2 separate regions of the Homo sapiens genome follow, and region 2 is linked to region 1. Evidence: read pairs that join two places in POLR2A ChIA-PET (ENCODE). Cell type or tissue: Caco-2. All regions are shown on one strand. Links, peaks and the distances in the headings refer to the core of each region. The heading gives the core; the rest is flanking DNA.

Region 1 (10,241 bases), core at 1,991-6,990:
CAAGAGTGTATGGAAAGAGAAGTGGAAGAAATACAAGAGGGTGAGCCAGATGTTTTCAGAGAAAACAGCTCTCTTTGTTTTTGTTCAGAGTCTTCTTTCTCCTTAGGACTCTGATATGAGTACATCTGAAAGAGGCTGGCTTGGGGGATGGGGTGATACCACAGAGTCAAAGCCAGACTTTCCCCCAGATAACTAAGGCTTTTTCTTCTTGGGCCAAGCTTGTCTGACAGTCTCATTCTGTATGAGTTCTTTCCCAGGAGGCTCTTCAGTTTCTGAAACAGACAGTCTCCTGGCAGACCCACCCCACCAGGCAGCCAGGCTTGGCAAAATATACCAGTAGCAAACAACGCAGCTGGGACTCCTGCTATGATAAGATTCATTGGCAGCCTATCATGTGCCAGGAACTTACAGGACATCATTTATTTGATTCCTCATAATAAATCTATGAGAGAGGAGTTGTAATATCCATTCTACAAAGAACTGAAATGAGGTTCTGAAAAGCTAAATAGCTTGCTCAATCTCCCTGAGATATACTGGTGGACAGAGGATTGGAACCCAGATCTATATAACAAAGCTCACCCACATTTCTGCTACTAGACTACACTGCCAATTGGGCTTCATCGTTAGTTTTGGAAACTCAAGGCTTGGCCTCTCTTATTTAGGATTTTGTGCTTGGAGGGATTGTGGGTAGCAAGGGCTGGAGGGAGAGTGAGGTTCCTCAACATTAAACAAGATCCAGGAGGCCGGGTCTTGACAGGAATCCCCACCTTAGTTCTAATTATAACAAATATTCCTGAAAATACTTAGACTAAAAATTTTAGAGCTTTAAACCTGAAAAGCGACGAGAAGAAATAATTTCAAATTGGAACCAGACATGAGTCTCTTGCTTAGGTATCTGTTTTTTCCCATCTGAAATATTCATAATTTCGTGAGGCTGACCTAGATTTATGCAGACAAAAATCACAATGAGCCTACAACTCAAAGAGTTCGTCTTACTTTGAGTATGAGATATAAAAGTGCGGTAAAAAATCAACAGATGAGAGAGCAACTGGAGAAGATTTGAATAAAATCACTCCTTTTCCATGTGGGTCAACACAGTACCAAATAAGAACTGGGCCTTTGATAGAAAATGTAAGGGACACCCTCATAGTGACTTCTTTCCTAGCAGTCTGCCTCTGTTTGCGGTGTTGTCTGGGGTCATTGTTGAAAGTTATTGACATATTTCTGCCTCTTTGTGAGTTATCTGTGAAGCTACGCCACAGTACTCTGTTGTTGGCTATTCTGCATGCTCCCAGTGCTCAGGTGAATTCCTTGGAAGATACTGAGCAAAAACCTAGAGCTTATATGACCATAATATCTAGACCATTAGCATGAACTGGTAAAAACCAAAGTAGAGGAAAAAGATTGAACCAACAACTCAGTAGAAATTGGTAGGTTTATATGAGCTTTGTTTTGTGGCTCGAACATTTTAGATACCCAAAGTCCAAGCATTACTCAGTTGGGACTGGAAATCAGATGAAGTCATCTAACATTTTTCAAGAGATGGAAGCCAAATAATTTGGCTTAGACTTAAGTAGAATACTTGAGAGCCCCACTCCAAGCAGTAGCCTATTTATATGGATTATTTTAATCATTTCTGGGTTAACTAGTAAGGATTATAGTCATCTTTATAAAACAATAACAGCAACAATAGCAGCAGCAACAACAAAAATAGCAAGGACAACATCTACGGAAGCCATTAAAGATGTTGAAGAGGAATAAAAAAGAAATGAGCTCGCTTTAACCATATTATGAAGAAAAGAGAGAATTGCAGATTTCCATGTTTGGCTCAATACATTTTTAAATAGAAATTTAGTTATGAATGATATTGAAGGCCTGTATTTGAGAGTCTAAATACATTCTTATGAAACCAGAGTACATTTTCACATGCAGTGAACTAGCAAACTGTAAGAATGAGTATACGGGAAGAACACATCCTTATATTAAATAGAGAGGAGTTTTTATAAAGATCTTGATTGTACATGTATCTGGGAGACATCTTTAATGTAAACTTCTCCATCAAGCCTAATCCATCGCATCTAATCTATCAGCAAGCCCTGTTGTTTCTATCCTCAAGTCCACTGCCCTGTCTCTGTTTCCACTACAACCACTGAGTCTAGTTACTATCATCTTTGTGTTATATAGTAGCCTCCTAACATGTGGTCTGGCTTCCATGCCGCGTGTCTTCAGTCAGTTCTCCAAAGGGCAGCATGAGAGATTGTTCCGAAACACAGATTGGATTAAACTCCTATCCCCTATCACAGCCCAGCCTACCTGATCTCATCTATGGCTCCTCCCTCCTTTCCTAACAATCCTCCAGCCTTCTTCACTCTTCAGGACTTTAAGCTCTATTTCCTCTACCATCATTTGTCCCACAAAACACATTATATCCTTGCTCTCTTTCTTTTTTTTTTTGAGACGGAGTCTCTCTCTGTCGCCCAGGCTGGAGTGCAGTGGCAGGATCTCGGCTCACTGCAAGCTCCGCCTCCCGGGTTCACGCCATTCTCCTGCCTCAGCCTCCCGAGTAGCTGGGACTACAGGCGCCCACCACTGCGCCTGGCTAATTTTTTGTATTTTTAGTAGAGACGGGTTTCACCGTGTTAGCCAGGATGGTCTCGATCTCCTGACTTCGTGATCCGCCCGCCTCGGCCTCCCAAAGTGCTGGGATTACAGGCGTGAGCCACCGCGCCCGGCCATCCTTGCTCTCTTTCTATGTGATGGATGAGCTCCTTCTTGACTGTCAGATCTTAGTTTGGATGCCACTTCCTTGGAGAAGCCTTCCCTGATTATCCAGTGTGAAATAGGTCTCCAGCTCTTCTCCACCACATGTCACGTTTATTTCCTTGGTAACACTCAGCACACGTTGTGCTTGTTAAATGAACTTGCTTAGTCACTTGCTTGTGCGTCTCTCCATGTATACTCTAGCTCCTGGACAATGGGAGTATGCTGCCTTGATAAGTATTACGGACTCAGTGCCTGGCACATGGTTGATGCTCAATAATCACTTGTTGAATGAAGAATTAATTTACAACGCAGATAAATGAGGAAGCAGTTAATTTTTAAAAATAAATGAGTCTCCGGAGGTTTTCTTTAAATGATGACCATGCTTTGGGTCATTTAACACAATTAATTCACATAAATATAATTCGTATAAAAATTTTTATCTGTAATATCAGGTGAAGTACCTCTGAAATTATTTTGTGCTGAGTTGACTTTTCTTTTCTTTTTTTTTTTGAGATGGAGCTTCACTCTGTCACCCAGGCTGGAGTGCAGTGGCGCAATCTCAGCTCACTGCAGCCTCCGCCTCCGGGGTTCAAGAGATTCTCTTGCTTCAGCCTCCCAAGTAGCTGGGATTACAAGTGTCCACTACCATGCCTGGCTAATTTTTGTATTTTTAGCAGAGACGGGGTTTTGCCATGTTGGCCAGGCTGGTCTTGAACTCCTGACCTCAGGTGATCTGCCCACCTCGGCCTCCCAAAGTGCTGGGATTATAGGTGTGAGCCACTGTGCCCAGCTGAGTTGACTTTTGTTAGTTTGAGTTGCTAAGAAATACTTAGTATATACATTCTTACTACATTTTTCCTGATTTGAAAAGGAAAAAAAAGTCTGTTTTCTCTCTCCCTAGCAAACTATACATTCCAAGCTCCCTAGAACATATTTTACACATAGAAATACCTTTTTACTGTTATAGACATGTTTATGAAAGTTTCTCGAGCACTGAAATTTTCTAAATAAAATTCTATTTCTTATGATTTGTTACTTTATAGATCCTTTATCTTAATTTCTAATGATTTTTAATAGGTGGAATTTCTAATTACTATCCTTTTCTTAATGTAATATAAAAACTTTATATATATATACTTAAATGCAGTAGAGAAAATACTACTTAAAACAACTCAAAATTATTTTGCAAATAAAAAGTTACTAGGCAATGAGAACAATATTCACCTACTGCACCTGTCAGTGTTTGTTGTATTTGAATTTCCTTGTACCATCTTGAAATTTCTGAGGGCAGATCATACTTAATACCTCTTTCTTTATAAGATTTTACAGCACAAATCAAAAATGCAGGTTGAAATGAAATAATGAAAAAAATGATTTTGCTAGTTGTACTCTCTATTACTTGGACTTAAAAAAAAAAAGCAGCTCCTGTATATGTTTAAATCCCCCACTTGGGGATTTGTTTGAAGTCAATTCCCAATAGAATCTTCAGATACACTAGCTTCTGCTGTGGGTTTTGAACTGGCACAGCTTCTGTGTGCATTACTTATGCCTTCCTTGGGGTCTGAACAGAAAGCCTTGTGGATTTAGAATGGATTAATGCTGGCATTTGGGGGATTACAGATGAAACATGAAGAAACTTTATTTCAAATAAGCAGAATGCATGTATTTCATTTGTCTTCTTTTCTGTGGTTCATGAAGGTGAAATGAAAAAATATTTTGCTACTTCTGTTGAAATTAAATGATTGAAATTATGTAATCATGATTTTAAGGGTTTAGTTTTACACATTTGCATTATAAATTTCCCATAATCAACTAAGTTAATTTTAATTCATTTGGCTAAAGTGTTTTAATATGTATCTTGCCCAAATCTTTTATTCACTGAAAGGCAGACAGGGTATCAGCTAATTTTGTTTCTTCATAGGTTTGGCTGAGCTATTCAAATGAGCTGAAGGCCTACTTATTTTATTAGCCTAAGTATTCACATCTGATTAATATTTGGACAGTGTTTAGCTAGTAGTGGGAAAAGGAGTTTTAAAAATTAGCCCTGTCATATTTTAGGAAGCAGTTTAAAATGTGAAGTAGAATAACCTCTAAACTGTCTTCATAAAGCAACTAGAAAATTAGCTGAGTTTAAAATATGTCACAAGATAATTAAGAAAGAACAGTTGAAATACATGCAGGAGATGTGGCTTTGTGGAAAAATACATAGCCACTGAAGTCAGAAGCTACAGATTCAGATTCTGACCCCACCATAATTTCTAGCTGTTCAAAGTTGGGCAAGTTATATAACTTCTGTGAGTTCCAGTTTTCTTAATTATAAAGTGAGGGTAATCATACTGACCTCAAAGGCATATTACAATTAAATGAGATACATATGTGAAAGTGCCTAGCAAAGAGAATTGCAAGCTATAAAGAAAGGCATGAAATGGAAAGTATTATAAAAGGATGAAGAAATGACGGGAGAGAGAACATTTACTTCAGAGGGCAGAGCTCTAATGGTCAATTTCGTCCCTTTCCTCCCTCACTTCACACTACCCCAGAATGATTTAAACACCAGGCTTCTCCCAACTCTCTTTTTTTTTTCTCCTGGGCCCTTTTCACTTGCAGTGGCATGTTTTTCTCCTGTCATTAGCTGTCTGCATTTTCTAAGATAACATCAGAGGGCCTTGCCACTTCTCTAGTTCTCAGGCTTGTTCTTATTGAAATCTGCAGAATAAGGCCCTGGAGCAGCGAGGGGAACTAGAACTCCTCGTGGGCTTCAGGTAGACATGTCCACTTCAGGGGACATGTCCACTTCCCAGACAGAGGCCTGTTTTCTTATTTTCTTTGTCCTCCTGTTTTTTACTTTATTTTTTTTTTTAATGCAGGCCAGAACAATATGACCTACTTAACTCTTCACAAGCTGATAACTTTGTAGTAAGTAGGTAATTGAGAGGGTTTAGACCAGTACTGTCCTGCAGAAATACAATGCGAGCAACAAATGTGAACCACATGTGAACACCACTAGAAAATTTAAAATTTTCTGATAACCACATGAAATTAAAAAGAGATAGGTGAAATTAATTTTAGTAATATATTGTTTTTAACCCGATATATCTAAAATATTTACCCTTTCATTACATAATCAATATTAAAATTGTCTCATTATTAAAAATTATCAATGAGAGATTTTACTTTTTTTTTTTTTGCACATCTCAATTTGAACGAGCCACATTTCAAATGCTTGTTAGTGACGACTGTATTCTACAGTGCTGGTTTAGACAGATTTTCCCTCTTGCACTCTCTCTCAGTGCTGTAGAAGAATTTTTGGAATAAGCTAAATCATCGAGACTGAATTCTTCATATCAGGAAAGTGAGACCTAGAGAGACCAAGTAAATTGTCCCACATGTTAGTGCCACAGCCAGAACTCCAACTCAGTTCTCCCGACTCTCAATACGTGGTGATTTTCCAGTTAAACATCTGAGTTATCTGGGTTTTTTTTTTTTTTTTTTTTTTTTTTTTTTGAGATGAAGTCTCGCTCTTGTTCCGCAGGCTGGAGGACTGCAATGGTGCAATGGTGCAATCTCGGCTCACTGCAACCTCCACCTCCTGGGCTCAAGCAATTCTCTTGCCTCAGCCTCCTGAGTAGCTGGGATTACAGGCATGCGCCACCACGCCCAGCTAATTTTGTTACTTTTAGCAGAGACGAAGTTTCACCATGTTGACCAGGCTGGCCTCGAACTCCTGACCTCAGGTGATCCACCCGCCTCGACCTCCCAAAGTGCTGGGATTACAGGCGTGAGCCACCGTGCCCGGCTGCTTAATCTGTTTTATAGAAACACACTGGAGCTCAGATAAGTGAAGTCATAGTGCATTGGGAGGAACTGAGAAATTTCCCAAGGAGTAAGATGACAAATTTCTGACAGGATTATTTCAGTGTGGCCTCATTCATACCATAAGAAGCCATTCCTCTGAATTGTATGCAAAAAGAAACTAGAAGGCCTAGTTTGTTATTAAAAGACTTCGTAAAAATCCTTTAATGTTTCATCCTCATTTTTATTTTATTTATTTTATTTTATTGAGACAGGGCGTGGCTCTGTCACCCAAGCTGGAGTTCAGTGGGACAATCTCGGCTCACTGCAACCTCCACCTCCCGGGCTCAAGTGATTCTCCAACCTCAGCCTCCCAAGTAGCTGGGACTACAGGTGCGTGCCACCACGCCTGGCTAATTTTTGTATTTTTTGTAGGTATGGGGTTTTGCCATGTTGCCCAGGCTGGTCTTGAACTCCTGAGCTCAAGCAATCTGCCCACCTCAGCCTCCCTATGTGCTGGGATTACAGGCATCAGCCACTGCACCTGGCCCTCATATTGATTGTAATGACTCTTTTAGTGCACAGCACTATGCTTGGCTTATAGAATTTCTCAGTAAACATTTGTTGAATCAATTTAAGAACTCAGCAGAATAGAAAATTAAAACTAGAAGAAATACTGAAAACCATTTAGTAAAGGTAATGATGGTAAAGTAGCCAATAATTCAACAGATTTTACTACTTTCCCCCTTCCCTTTAATGATTCAGAGGAGAGAAGTAACTTGCCCAAGGTCACATTGCTGCTAATTTTGAAGAATCCAGCTCTCTCTCAACTGCTAGTGATTTTTTTAAAACCATGATTTCAACTACTCTGATTAAATGGAATTAAATCTATGGCTAAGCCATATCTTGTGAATGGAGGATGTTTGGAACCTCAAGATATGACATCTAATTTGGAAATTTGGAAAGCTTTTACTGAGACAGAAAGAATGGTCTATTTCTTGAAAGTGCTGTTAAAAAGCGACAGAAATGCAATTATTTTGGATTTGTTTTAGTGCTTCAGTATTTTTAGAATTTCCCCATAAACACCTCCCTTGAGGAGCATACAGCACTTGGCATGCTAAAGTAACTCAGGATGCTTTCAGCAAATGCAGTTGACAGCTTGACCAGACATCTGGATTTGTGTATGTCTGAGAGAGTCCAGATACTTCTCCAAGATATTTTTGCTTTTCAGTCTTCAGTTGAACTAATACTTCCCCTCTTTCTTGAGCCTGAACACCTTCCTAGGGCTGAACCTAGACAACTGTGAAGATGGGGTTCCTTCTGTCCAAACACACTGCTAAAACTAGACTGCTAACTGTTCAGCACGGACCCTGTGTTCCAGATGTATGAGGGTATGTTTGAAGAAGGTCTGCAGCAGCAAGGGCTCTGGAGTGGCATATAGGCTGAAAAATCTGATGAAATCAGGATGCCAGATTACTTGGTCTAGTGCAGTGATATTGTTCTGAGAAGTGAGGTGGAAGAAAATATCCCCAGGATAAAAAAGAACAGGATGAAAAATACTGGTTTAAAAAAAAGATATGGATTTTTCCTTCCCAGACAGATTGTTAAATAGGCTTTTCTTGTTCAGTGGGGTCTGGTAATGAAAGTTGACAGGATATTAAGGTTATTTCAGGTTCTACTGTCTCCCAGGGTCACATAAGCCTTCTGTTATGCATGTTAATCCATCTCAGCATTCCTGCCAGGAGCTGCCTAAAGTAGGGCAATCAGTTTAGTATGCACCTTCCCCTTTACAGTTTAGTTGAGAGGCAAAACCTACCAATTAGCAGACTATGCATTGAAAATCAAGTGATGCTTTTCTATTCTAAAGACATAGCACCAAACTTTGTGATTAATAAGTGATGAACCTAACTGTCGTTCCCTCAAAAATGCAAAGCAAAAAGAAGAAAGCAATACCTCCCTCCTCTCTCCATCTCTTTTTTGGCATAGGCATGCCTGTGCCTGCACACATATACATTTATGTATATATAAAAACTATAAGGTGAATTTAGCATCATAGACTGGAAATACTGGTTGGCTCCTGCAAAGCCCAGCTCATATTCTGACTTTCTCCGTTTAGACATACAGCTTCCTCATTTACAAACCTCCCACCAACTACCCCATTAGTTATAAAAAGGGAACAATATCACCAAGAAAACCCCGGAGATGTAATCAAATCTCGGTGAAGAGGAAATGTGGAAGTTTGATTCTAGCACTAATCCATTAATAACTGGGGTGTGTCCCCACCAACAAACACTATTCTAGATGATTCCCTGATGGATATTATAAATTTCTTGTGGTTATAAGATAACCAGAACAAACTATTCTAGTTGTTGTTATTTCAACTTTCATCTGCTTATTTTCTGCACAACTGATGACAGTAGTGGCAAGAAGTGAAGACTTTGGAATTAAACTGATTGGATTAGAAACCCAGCTTTGTCATTTACTACATGTGTGATGAAAGCAAGTTGTTTAAGCTCTCCAAACTTCAGTTTCGTCATGAGTAAAATGGCAATAATTGTACCTATATCTCAGGATTCTTATAAAGATTAAGTGAGATAGTACACAGTGCTTGGCTCCACAATTGGTAATTCACTGGTAGTCACTGTGCTAAAAATGAAGATAAACAAAAATTCAAGGTTTGTTCTACTGAACTGTTGTTACCTTTTGTCTGCCTCTTGAAGCTTAGTGACTTTGTATTAGAGCAAGGATGTTATATGCCCAAACCTAAGTGGTCAGTACCGAAGGAAAAAATATCTCTTTCTACCCGCATTTATCTATGAGCAAAGCTATAAAAGTGGGCTCCATTCTCTTCTCTTTTGATAAAAGCAAAATGTATTCACTCTAAGTGGCTATTAGAGGGCCAATCTCTGTACAGCCTATTCTATATAATAGGTACTCAAAACTCATTCACTCTGACATGGCTTAATATTTTCTGTGCCGTGACTGGTGGTGGTGTAGGCTCCTGATAAAACATTATATCAACTCTCAAACCTCTGAATTTTTGAAGCAGATGTTTTCCTAACATCCTGTAAATACTCCAATCATCTGAAACTGCTGGGATTTCACCTTTGTACCATTTTTAGTAATATGCCCATTGAGTAATGGGCCTGTCTAATCTGTTTGACGTTTATTGGTGCTCAAAGTGTAGCAAGGTTGGGAGATGTAGCAAAGCACATTCTAAATAAATCAACGGAAGCAAGCAAACTAAATCACAGGGGGGAATTACAGTGTCCAAATCATTTATACACTGGTGATTACCATTTCACCTGGGTCCAACTGATGTCACACTAGAGTTTCCAAAGCTCTAGGAATCATTCATCAATCCAGCGAAACCTGCTCATCCATGGTTCCACATTGAAACTGGCCAACATGGTAAGAATTACAATAGTCCAGGACAGGAAGGTTAATTAGTCACAAGAAAGAACATGTGGAGAAGAAAATGTACTGAGTGGGAGAGGTTCTAGTATCATTCCTGGTATTAGTTAGCAATGCGATCTTAGGGTAGTTGCTTTCTATGTCTGCCTCAGCTGCTTAACAAGAAAATGTGTGTATATCTATGTGTGTGTTGTTTGTGTGTGTGTGAGAGAGGGAGATACGATTGTGATTTTATAGTTTTGAAGAGATCAGAACCTCTATTTCAAATGATA
Region 2 (10,241 bases), core at 2,967-7,966, 370 kb before region 1:
TATATAAAAATTACAGGCTGTGTGTCAGAAGGAAGTGGTCCACAGATGTGTTTTTTTGCCTGTTTACAATCTGGAAAGTGAAGTCATCTACGTAAGGTTGCATTTCATAAAGGTTTAGAGATGAATGAGTTCTGTTAAACTACATCAGCCCAACTCATTTGATAAGTAACAATGAGGCCCACTAGAGTGACAAATGACCTGCTAGGGCTGTCTAATGACAGTATTATTTACAATCAAAAAAGAGAGCGAGAGAGCCTGAGCACAAAAGTCTAAATTTTTCACAACTGAAGAATGTTTGAATAAATTATGAGCCATCAACTTCATGCCATTCAACTGCCATTAAAAAGAAAAAGTAAGTAGATAGCAGCAGCCTTAACTGAGATCCCTTCTTCTAAGATAAGCCCTTCTCTATTTCCCATATCTGGGATGGAGGCCCCTTAGGGATTCTACCTTTGAGATTGAATATACCCTATTGTAATTATATACTTAATTGTATTTTCTCTGGGTGGTTCTAAGCTGTTTGAGGCTTGGGCAATCTTATTTATCATTTTATTCCCAGATCCTAGCCAAGTGCCTGGCCCATTATTATTGTTCATTAAATATTAATTTCAATGGAATAGAATGTCATTAATACCAACAAGAAAAATCAAGAAAAAATGTATTCACAGCTAAACACAAAGTCTCAGACTCTCTCCCTTTCTACAACTATGTCCTTCTATATTTAGCCCTGATCCTTTCTTATTGGGTTACTCAGCTTGTTACCCAAGAACCAGAGTGATGGCTTAGAGTGACAGGGTGCTGGGCTGTCACCAATCATACACAAAGTGGACAAGGCATTGAGACGTAGTCATTTTGACAGAGAAGTGACATTTTGATACAGCCTAAAAACAAATTGTTAAATTTTCAGCTTTTAAAAAGGACCAGTAAATGTGTGCAGCAGACACACTCACCTCAAACCTAAGCAAATCAAACCTCCTCAGGGACCCGTAGAGATGGATACAGCTGACAAGTTTAGTGGACAAGCCAGGGTGCAGGTCTCCTGACCTGGAGAGTAGTGCTTTCTGCCTGCCCCACATTCCATCTCAAAGGGCAGAGAGGAGAAGAGAAGCCACCAAGCATCAGCCCTGTGCTGCCTCAGGGTGCTCCCCTTGTTCTCAGACAGATCTGTTCTGCTCCCACCAACTTGGGTTTAGTTTTGCTTTAAAATTTATCTTGAGAAAAGAATGAAAACTTTTTCTTGTGGTAGGGCCAGTTGCTAAAGTCTAAGTGTCAGAATTTCATAATTGAGTTCAGATGAGGTCACTGTGGTTTGAGGGAGCTAGGGCGGGCTGTAATGAAGACAGGGTCAGCATTTTCCAGGGAGGTGGCCCAGCGGATGTTCTAGGAGGAACTTCTTAGGAGTGGGAGGGAATGGGGACACTGAGGGTGGGCCACGTCCAGAAGCCCAGGATGGCAGGTGGTTGGCATTCAGGGTATTTATCTTCAGATGTCACGTCCTCCACCACCTGCCTGGGGCTTCAATGCTCATATGGCAGCCTGCCTTTTCCTTCCCAGCACTTCCCTCGGGTTGTAATTATATATCCTATATGTGTAATTTTTTTTTTGGCCCTGTCTCCCATCAAGCAAAGATCATGCAGTTTTGTCTTATTGGCTTTTGTTGCTGCCACTCTGTCCACAGGCATAGCACAGTGTTTGGCACATAATAAGCATGCATACATATATCTTGAGTGGATAAATGATGGAATAAATGAATTAAGTCAAGTTTATTGTATGTATTTCTAGAGGGACTAGGTTAGGTTACATGGGGCTTCATTAATGGAGAAGAAGGCAAAAGCACAATTATCTAATAAAGATGGCTCGGGGCTAGGAAAGTAAAGCCGTAGATGCTGAGACTCAGAATCCAGGGCCAAAGTTATTTGTCTCTCCAGGCTGAGGTACTGCTAGGTCCTAGATTGGATTAGACCTGAGCGTAGGTGTCTTCAGGTATGCTGAACAGAACGGAGAGGTCTTGGGTCTATGCTATCTGGGAACAGTGCAAGGCTGATCCAATGTCTTTTGAACATATTTGGTTCAATTCATTCCTTTAAGCTCAGAAGGCTACTACAGGTCTCTTTTGGAGTTAGAGTGTACACGATAATTTTTCTCTCCCCTTTGCTTTCTAAACTCTTTGGCCCAGTCTGAATCATGTTATCTGAAGTCAAGGAAACACCAGTGATCATCCAAAAACATATTACCCCCACTCCATCCCTACATCTTCAAATAACGTACTGTTCTTTTGACCTACTTCTCTCCCTGTCTCTCTCTCTCATTCTCATTAAGTGGAGACCTGTAGGTCTGTGCACAGACCCTGAAACATATTCAGAATGAAATACTCAAGGTTGGCCAGGTGCAGTGGCTCGCGCCTGTAATCCCAATACTTTGGGAGGCTGTGGCGGGCAGATCACTTGAGTTCAGGAGTTTGAGGCTAGCCTGACCAACATGGTGAAACCTCGTCTCTACTAAAAATACAAAAATTAGCCTAGCGTGGTGGCACTCATCTATAATCCCAGCTACTTGGGTGGCTGAGGCATGAGAATCAATTGAGCCCGGGAGGTGGAGGTTGCAGTGAGCCAAGATTGCTCCATTGCCCTCCAGCCTGGATGACAGAGTGATACTCTGCCTCAAAAACAAAACAAATCAAAACAACCTCAACAACTGAAGGTCCTTCTTCCTTTGGCTGAATCCTTTTAAAAGAGTGGCTTCTGTTCCCACTGTAGAAAGTTGTGAAAAGAGGCCCAATGGGATTGTTCTGCAGGTCCTCCTGCAGAGTAGTGAATCACATACATTAGTTATAGGAACGCTTGTATTTGGTGATGGAGGGGCTCACACTAGTCTGGACCCTTCCTCTCGGCTGATGCTCAGCTATGGTGCTCAGTATCATTCATTCACAGGAGAGCCAGTTCCAATCGAGTTCTCTCTCCAATAAACCACACTGCTTAGGACTCACCCTTGTGCAATAAAATTGTGGCAGGGCTAAAAATAGAAACCACAAATCCTGCCTGCCAATCCTGCATTCTAACCTCTAATCTACTTGTAGCAAGGACAAATGTTTTCAGGAAAATAAAATGACACTGCATAGAACACAGTGACACAACTGTCCCTATTGTCAGAACTTCCACTCAAAAAACCTGGAGAAAAGAGGATGAATTCCATCTTCCACACCTTGGTCACCATATACCTAGTTTCAACCTTCCTCTAATTTCTAATACAATCTGAATTACAAAAGCAATGAAAAAAATAAAAAGAGAATACAAAGCAGGACGGGGAGAGAGACATAAATATCCCCCTTGTTACAACTTTCTTAATGATGGGAATTTGTCTTTTGTGTTTCAGTACAATGGAAATGGACTAACAGAAGTTCAGTATTAGATTAATAGGACTCTCACTTTGTCAAATGGAAAGCCGGTTAAGGGGGTGAATTCCTTAACCTGGATTTGAGGACAGAGGCATCCTGCTTAGTAAAAAGTACCCTCAGAAAACCTGAATGTGATCCCCAGCTTGCCACTCACATCTAGTTCAAAAGGGAACCAACTATTTCATCTCCTGCAGCCTTGGAGTTCTTATCTCTAAAATGACATGATGGCCGGGCATGGAGGCTCATGCCTGTAATCCTGGCACTTTGGGAGGCCGAGGCGGGTGGATCACCTGAGGTCAGAAGTTCAAGACTAGCCTGGCCAACATGGTGAAACCCCATCTCTACTAAAAATACAAAAATTGCAGGCATGGTGGCACATGCCTGTAATCCTAGGTACGCTGGAGGCTGAGGCAGGAGAATTGCTTGAACCTGGGAGGCGGAGGTTGCAGTGAGCTGAGATCACACCACTGCACTCCAGCCTGGGCGACAGAGCTAAACTCCTTCTCAAAATAAATAAATAAATAAATAAAATGGCTTGCAATTAACAGCCTTGTATGCACAGAACTGTTGTGAGGCTCAGTGAGACAGAATTCATGGGAAGTGCTGCATAAATGGTATGTCTATCTATAACTGAGGGATTATTATTGCTGGACACAAATTCATTTATTGTTCTCGATTGGATGTACACATAATTCAAATTCCCCAGAAAACAGCTCTGCCCTTCATTTCCAGCTGTGTGGTATGCAGCTTCTAAACATTTTTACTGAAACCTTGCCTCTTAACTGTTAGTCTTGAGGGTCTACACACAGCTCCCACGCTCAATTAACTGTTACTTCCCCAGGCAGCTGCAAGGCAGAAATTTCTGATTTGTGTTACAACCAGTCTAGCCCTCTGTGTCTTGGCTACGGACAGACATGCCTCCACAAAGACACAAACCAGAATGGAATCTAACAGGAACCTTGGTGAGAGATGTGCTCTGGGAGGAATGAGATATGAAGACAGGACTCAAGAAACGGTGGCTATAGACTTCTTATAGGAGGCTTTAACTTTCTCAGTTTTGAAATGCCATATTTGTTTTGCTGTGCGATGAATATAAGTGAATTAACAATGTGCTTACAGATTTCTTAGCTGGTAATGTGATAAAATTTAAAATATTCTTGTTTGGTATCATTTTGAAATTTTCTTGGCACTTATGAAACTAATGAGAAACACCCGCATGCTGTTGGAGAGAGTGAGTGCATTTTCAGGCCCAGCATTTGGGAGCTTCAGTCTTCCGTAATTCAATGCATGACAATAGATTTATTATTGAAGAAATGAAGAAAGAGGTCAGGCAAAAAAACCAGCAATTAATCATTTGAAGACACTGAGTCATCTACTATTTTATGTCAGAAATCTTGTAGCCATGTTTACATAATAATAAAACAGCTATAAGAGGGCAGATGTTTTAGGCCTAGACATTCGCTAGTCAGTAACATGTAAATGTGAGAGTCCTCGTGGTTACGGTTTCACACCTTTCCATGGCGGTTGCCAGTCAGTTTTTCCTTGCTGTTCATAAGCTACCAAGTAATACACATTTGTCTTCACTCTGGTCTGCAGTGAAAATAAAATGAGAAGAGAAAGAAGAAGATATGAAGTGGAACAATGTGGTTGGGAAATTCCCATATCTTTACCCTAAAAAAAAAAAGAAAAAATATTACTCTTTTAAGTAAGGCCCAAGAGAATATTAAATGCATATACTATGATTCAAAGAAAATAGTGTTACCATTTAGTCATCAAAGTGGACCTTTGGTCTTGGCAGCATGTGTGAAACTTAAGGGTGGCAGCATGTGCTCTGTTAGTGAGTACATTTGTAGCAAACCACAGGGGTCTGAGTTCTTATTGCCTAAGTGCCCATTTTCTTGGGTGTTTTGCTTTTGTCTCCAGAATATCCAGAGAATGAGTTTGTTAATAAAAAATAAAACTGGCCGGGCGCAATGGCTCACGCCTGTAATCCCAGCACTTTGGGAGGCCAAGGTGGGCAGATCACCTGAGGTCAGGAGTTTGAGACTAAAAATATAAAATTATCTGGGTGTAGTGGCGGGCACCTGTGGTCCCAGCTACTCGGGAGGCTGAGGCAGGAGAATCGCTTGAACCCGGGAGGCAGAGGTCGCGTTGAGCTGAGATCGCACCATTGCATTCCAACCTGGGCAACAAGAGCAAAACTCCGTTTCAAAAAAAATAATAATAATTTTTTTTTTAAAGAAGGGTAGCCAACAGATGAAGAAAAATAAGTAAATTCCTCCAAGATTCAAGACAAGATTTAAATACTTTCTAGCCATTTATTTTTCTAACCAGATTTAATTTGGAAGTATGAACAAAAAAAGTTATAGCATCACGCTCTGGTCAGCTTGTCTCAGATAATGGCTTGTGTGACCAGTGGAGGTCCTGGGGGAAGGGAAATTCAGAGGGCAATAAGGAACTTCTCTGTTATCTCAGAGTTTCACAATACACACAGGAAACATTTGTAGCTGGTCCTCTGTTAGCCTGAAAGATTAGCTAATCCCTTGTTTCACCATAAAATGCATTTTTAGCAATAGTTCCTGAACTGCAAGCAAAAACTCAGGTGGCCAGCTCATAGTCCTCCTAAATTACAGTTGAAAGATGCTTTGCATTGTAGATATTGGCTTGGGCAATAAGGAAACTGGTATAGTTCCTGGGGATGTGCTGGGCTGACATGAACCTCTCTATGCCCCACCACCAATGGAGCAAGCCGATTTCCATGTCCAGCATGCCGTATACATTCTACAACAGTGTTCTTAGGGTAGTATTGGATTCCTGAAGCCCAGAGATGGATTAACTGTCCAGGTGCCCCAGATGAATTCTAACTCAAATTAACACATCCTGTCTATACAACCTTTCAACTCTATATAGCAAAACTGTGACCTCCTGTTCAAACAGGAAAGATAAGCAGCCACATTTTATCATGGTGGTTCCTGAATATGTTTGCTACTAGCCTGATTTACTCACTTATAGTTTGCCCACTAGATCTTTTTCTCTAGACATAGTCATTTCTCTTTTTTCTTTCTTCTCTTTCTTTCTCTTTCTTTCTTTCTTTCTTTCTTTCTTTCTTTTTCTTTCTCTTTCTTTCTTTCTTTTCTTTCCTTTCTTCCTCTCTCCCTTCCTTCCTTCCTTCCTTCCTTCCTTCCTTCCTTCCTTCCTTCCTTCCTTCCTCCCTTCCTTTCCTTCCTTCCTTCTCTCTCTCTCTCTTTCTTTCTTTGTTACGGAGTTTTCCTCTTGTTGCCCAGGCTGGAGTGCAATGGAGTGATCTCGACTCACTGCAACCTCCACTTTCTGGGTTCAAGCGATTCTCCTGCCTCAGCCTCCCAAGTAGCTAGGATTACAGACATGCGCCACCATGCCTGACTAATTTTGTATTTTTAGTAGAGACGGGGTTTCTCCATGTTGGTCAGGCTGGTCCTGAACTCCCGACCTCAGGTGATCCACCTGCCTCGGCCTCCCAAAGTGCTGGGATTACAGGCGTGAGCCACTGCTCCTGGCTCATAGTCTTATTTTATTTTATTTTATTTTATTTTATTTTATTTTATTTTATTTTATTTTATTTTATTTTTTTGGGACAGAGTCTCGCTCTGTTGCCCAGGCTGGAGTGCAGTGGTGCGATCTCAGTTCACGGCAACCTCTGCCTCCTGTGTTCAAGCGATTCTCCTGCCTCAGCCTCCTGAACAGCTGGGACTACAGGCACATGCCACCATGCCCAGCTAATTTTTTGTATTTTTAGTAGAGACAGGGTTTCACTGTGTTAGCCAGGATGGTGTCGATCTCCTGATCTCGTGATCTGCCCTCCTCAGCCTCTCAAAGTGCTGGGATTACAGGCGTGAGCCCCTGCGCCCGGCCTATTTATTTCTAAAAGACCTGGGGGAACTTTTAAAAACTATATTTTAATTTGTATAAAGAATGTATCACAGATTTATTGTGCTGGAAGAGATTTATTGTGCTGGAAGAGGTTTTAGAGATTATCTAGCCCAATGGCCCAATGTCTTTATTTTAGGTATAAGGACATGAGAGGCCCAGAGAGGTTAAGTACCTTGCTCAAGGTCACTCAGCTAGTTAGCTGTAGTAGATCTACCATATGAGCACATGGTTAATTCCTAAAGTATTCCCACAGGTCCTCTGTATTCACAGCTCCTCATTAAGCAAAGACCTTAACTCAGAGAGCTGTTTTGTGACACATGTTACACCCAGCACTTTTCACCTTTAAGATACTGGGACAGGACCACCAAGAATACCAATGGGCTGAGATCAGCTTGGAGGGTCAGCTGCTCACAGGGTTTCCTGTGCACTAAGGCGGCATGACAGCTGGGGAGTATCTATCCTGTTTGTCTTTCTGAATAACCCTCATAACTGAGATGGCATTTGGCATAGATTCCAAATTACAAATACGATCAAATTCATGTGTGCTACCCCACAGTGCATGATGAGATTATTTATTTATTTTGTGTTAATTAATTAACTAATTTTTATTTTTTGCTTTCATTATTATTTTTAACTGACACATATTTATGGGGTACCGTGTGATATTTGGATACATGGATACAATGTATAATAATCAAATCAGGGTAATTAGCATAACCATTACCTCAAACATTTATCATTTCTTTGTGTTGGGAACATTAAAAATCTGATCTTCTAGCTATTTGAAAATATGCAATTTTTTTTTTTTTTTTTTTTTGAGAAGGAGTCTCACTCTGTTGCCCAGGCTGAAGTGCAATGGCACAATTTCGGCTCACTACAACCTCCGCTTCCCAGGTTCAAGCGATTTTCCTGCCTCAGCCTCCTAAGTAGCTGAAACTACAGGCACGTGCCATCATGCCCGGCTAATTTTTATATTTTTAGTAGAGACGGGGTTTTGCCATGCTGGACAGGCTGGTCTCAAACTCCTGACCTCGTGATCCACCCGCCTTGGCCTCCCGAAGTGTTGGGATTACAGGCATGAGCCACTATGCCTGGCCTGAAAATATGCCATGAGTTGTTGTTAGCTATAGTCACTCTCTAGTGCTGTATGAACACTAGAACTTATTCCTCCTATCTAACTATACTTTTGCATTCCTTAACCAACCTTCGGCTACCCCTCCCCCACCCTGTCCCACCTCTAGTAACCACTGTGAGATTATTTATTTTTATCCATCTTGTACCTCAATGGTTTTTGAGGTTCTCTCTTTCTATACAAAATACAAAAATATAAAATAACATTAGAAACAATTAGGGTGAGGGCAAAATTGTTTTGTTTTTGATAGAAAAATAATACAGATAGGTAAAACTGATACACAGAAATAAATATTATAAAGCTTTTGTTCTGTGTTTGGAGAAGAATGTAAAATTTGGCTCAGAGTTTCTTAGTGGCCTCAGCAAAGGGAAAAATGTGATCTATTATAAGATTCAGAATGTTTGTGAGATTTAAAAAAACGCAATTCAAGAGAAACATAGTTTTTACTCATACTAAAACCCGAGAGGTTTCTTCCTTGATAAAATCCTTTTAGTAGAGATCACAGTGAATTTCATATGGCTGTGTCTCATATTCCTCAGTGCAAGTCAAAGGCACAAACAACGAATGCAAATCAGAAAAGGCGTTCCCAGGATATTGAGCGTGGGAGCAAAACAATGGGCCCACATACACACTGGACTATTTGGAAATAAGTGAATTGTACATACTCCAAGAAATCTTCTGTAGATGCTATTCCTTAAAACCATTTGAAAAAATAATTGCTGGGCAGCAGAGAAATAAGGAATTAAATAAAGGGTTCAATGAAGATATTGCTTTCTGAGACAAAGGCTGCAAATTCTCCCCGGTGTCCATGTTCTCTGCTGCTTTTGAGGCCACAGCTAGATTGCATTTCCCAGTAGTTGGGTGTGATCATGTAACTGAAACTGGGCCAGTGGAATATGAACAGGCCTTGCCTTTAAAACCCCCATGTGCCTTTCTCACTCTCTTTTCCTGTCCAACCTCTGAACTCAGAGGACTCCATGGATCTAGAGGAAGGCAGAGCTATAAGACGGAAGGACCCTGGGTTACTGAATGACTGTGAAGAGCAGAGTTGCTGATCTACACAGGAGTGTGATATGAGTGAGAAATAAACTTTTTTGTTTGTTTGTTTTGAGATGGAGCCTCACTCTGTTGCCCAGGCTGGAGTGCAGTGGCGCAATCTCACCTCACCACAACCTTTGCCTCCGGGTTCAAGTGATTCTCCTGCCTCAGCCTCCTGAGTAGCTGGGACTACAGGTGCGTGCCACCATGCCTGGCTAATTTTTGTATTTTTAGTAGAGATGGGGTTTCACTATCTTGGCCAGGCTGGTCTCGAGCTCCTGACCCCGTGATCCACCCGCTTCGACCTCCCAAAATGCTGGGATTACAGGTGTGAGCCACCGTGCCCCGCCGAAAAATAAGCTTGTATTGTATTCATTGGGGTTTGGAGATTTGTTTCAGCAGCTAGTATTATACTAAATAATAGAATTAAACTTTCAAACTGCAAGTCCCATCAATGAAGCAGATGGTTACATAATCTAATCACCTTTCCTTACACTGAGAAAACAACAACCCAAATCACTACTTTTTCAAGGCCATATCCTTTGACTTCCACTAGTCTCTAGGAGACTGTTTAGTAAGCAGATTGGACCACCTGGGCATTACCTTTAAATCTGCTATCCATGTGCCCTGGGCAAGTTACCTCACCTCTCTAAGCCTCAGACGCTCCATCTATAAGATGGGGATAGTAATAGGACTGCCTGTAAGAGTTGCTGGAAGGAAAAAGTTGGTACCCTATACAGAGTGCGCAGCCCGGGATTTGGGATGTGG

What was found. ChIA-PET counts read pairs that join two places held together with the same protein. Peaks named below come from ENCODE experiments on the same cell type or tissue, not always from the same donor. Only the 100,000 strongest peaks of a DNase experiment are listed, where the experiment ranks them.
Region 2: POLR2A ChIA-PET joins it to region 1 with 6 read pairs; 2 of 35 experiments call an interaction of 5 or more read pairs at or near these places.

Annotation. Positions count from the first base shown.
Region 1 is chr3:177,706,420-177,716,660 of GRCh38, forward strand. The region is part of intron 3 of LINC00578 (long intergenic non-protein coding RNA 578); the gene reads left to right. Among named protein-coding and RNA genes, the nearest start is that of LINC02015, 110 kb to the right of the region's middle. In Caco-2, for the core only: no CTCF peak of the experiment used is centred there; no DNase peak of the experiment used is centred there.
Region 2 is chr3:177,332,949-177,343,189 of GRCh38, forward strand. No RefSeq gene overlaps it. Among named protein-coding and RNA genes, the nearest start is that of LINC00501, 44 kb to the left of the region's middle. RefSeq lists enhancers at 1,081-1,180, 5,733-6,027, 5,885-5,984 and a silencer at 4,153-4,447. In Caco-2, for the core only: no CTCF peak of the experiment used is centred there; DNase peaks (open chromatin) are centred at 5,833 and 6,083.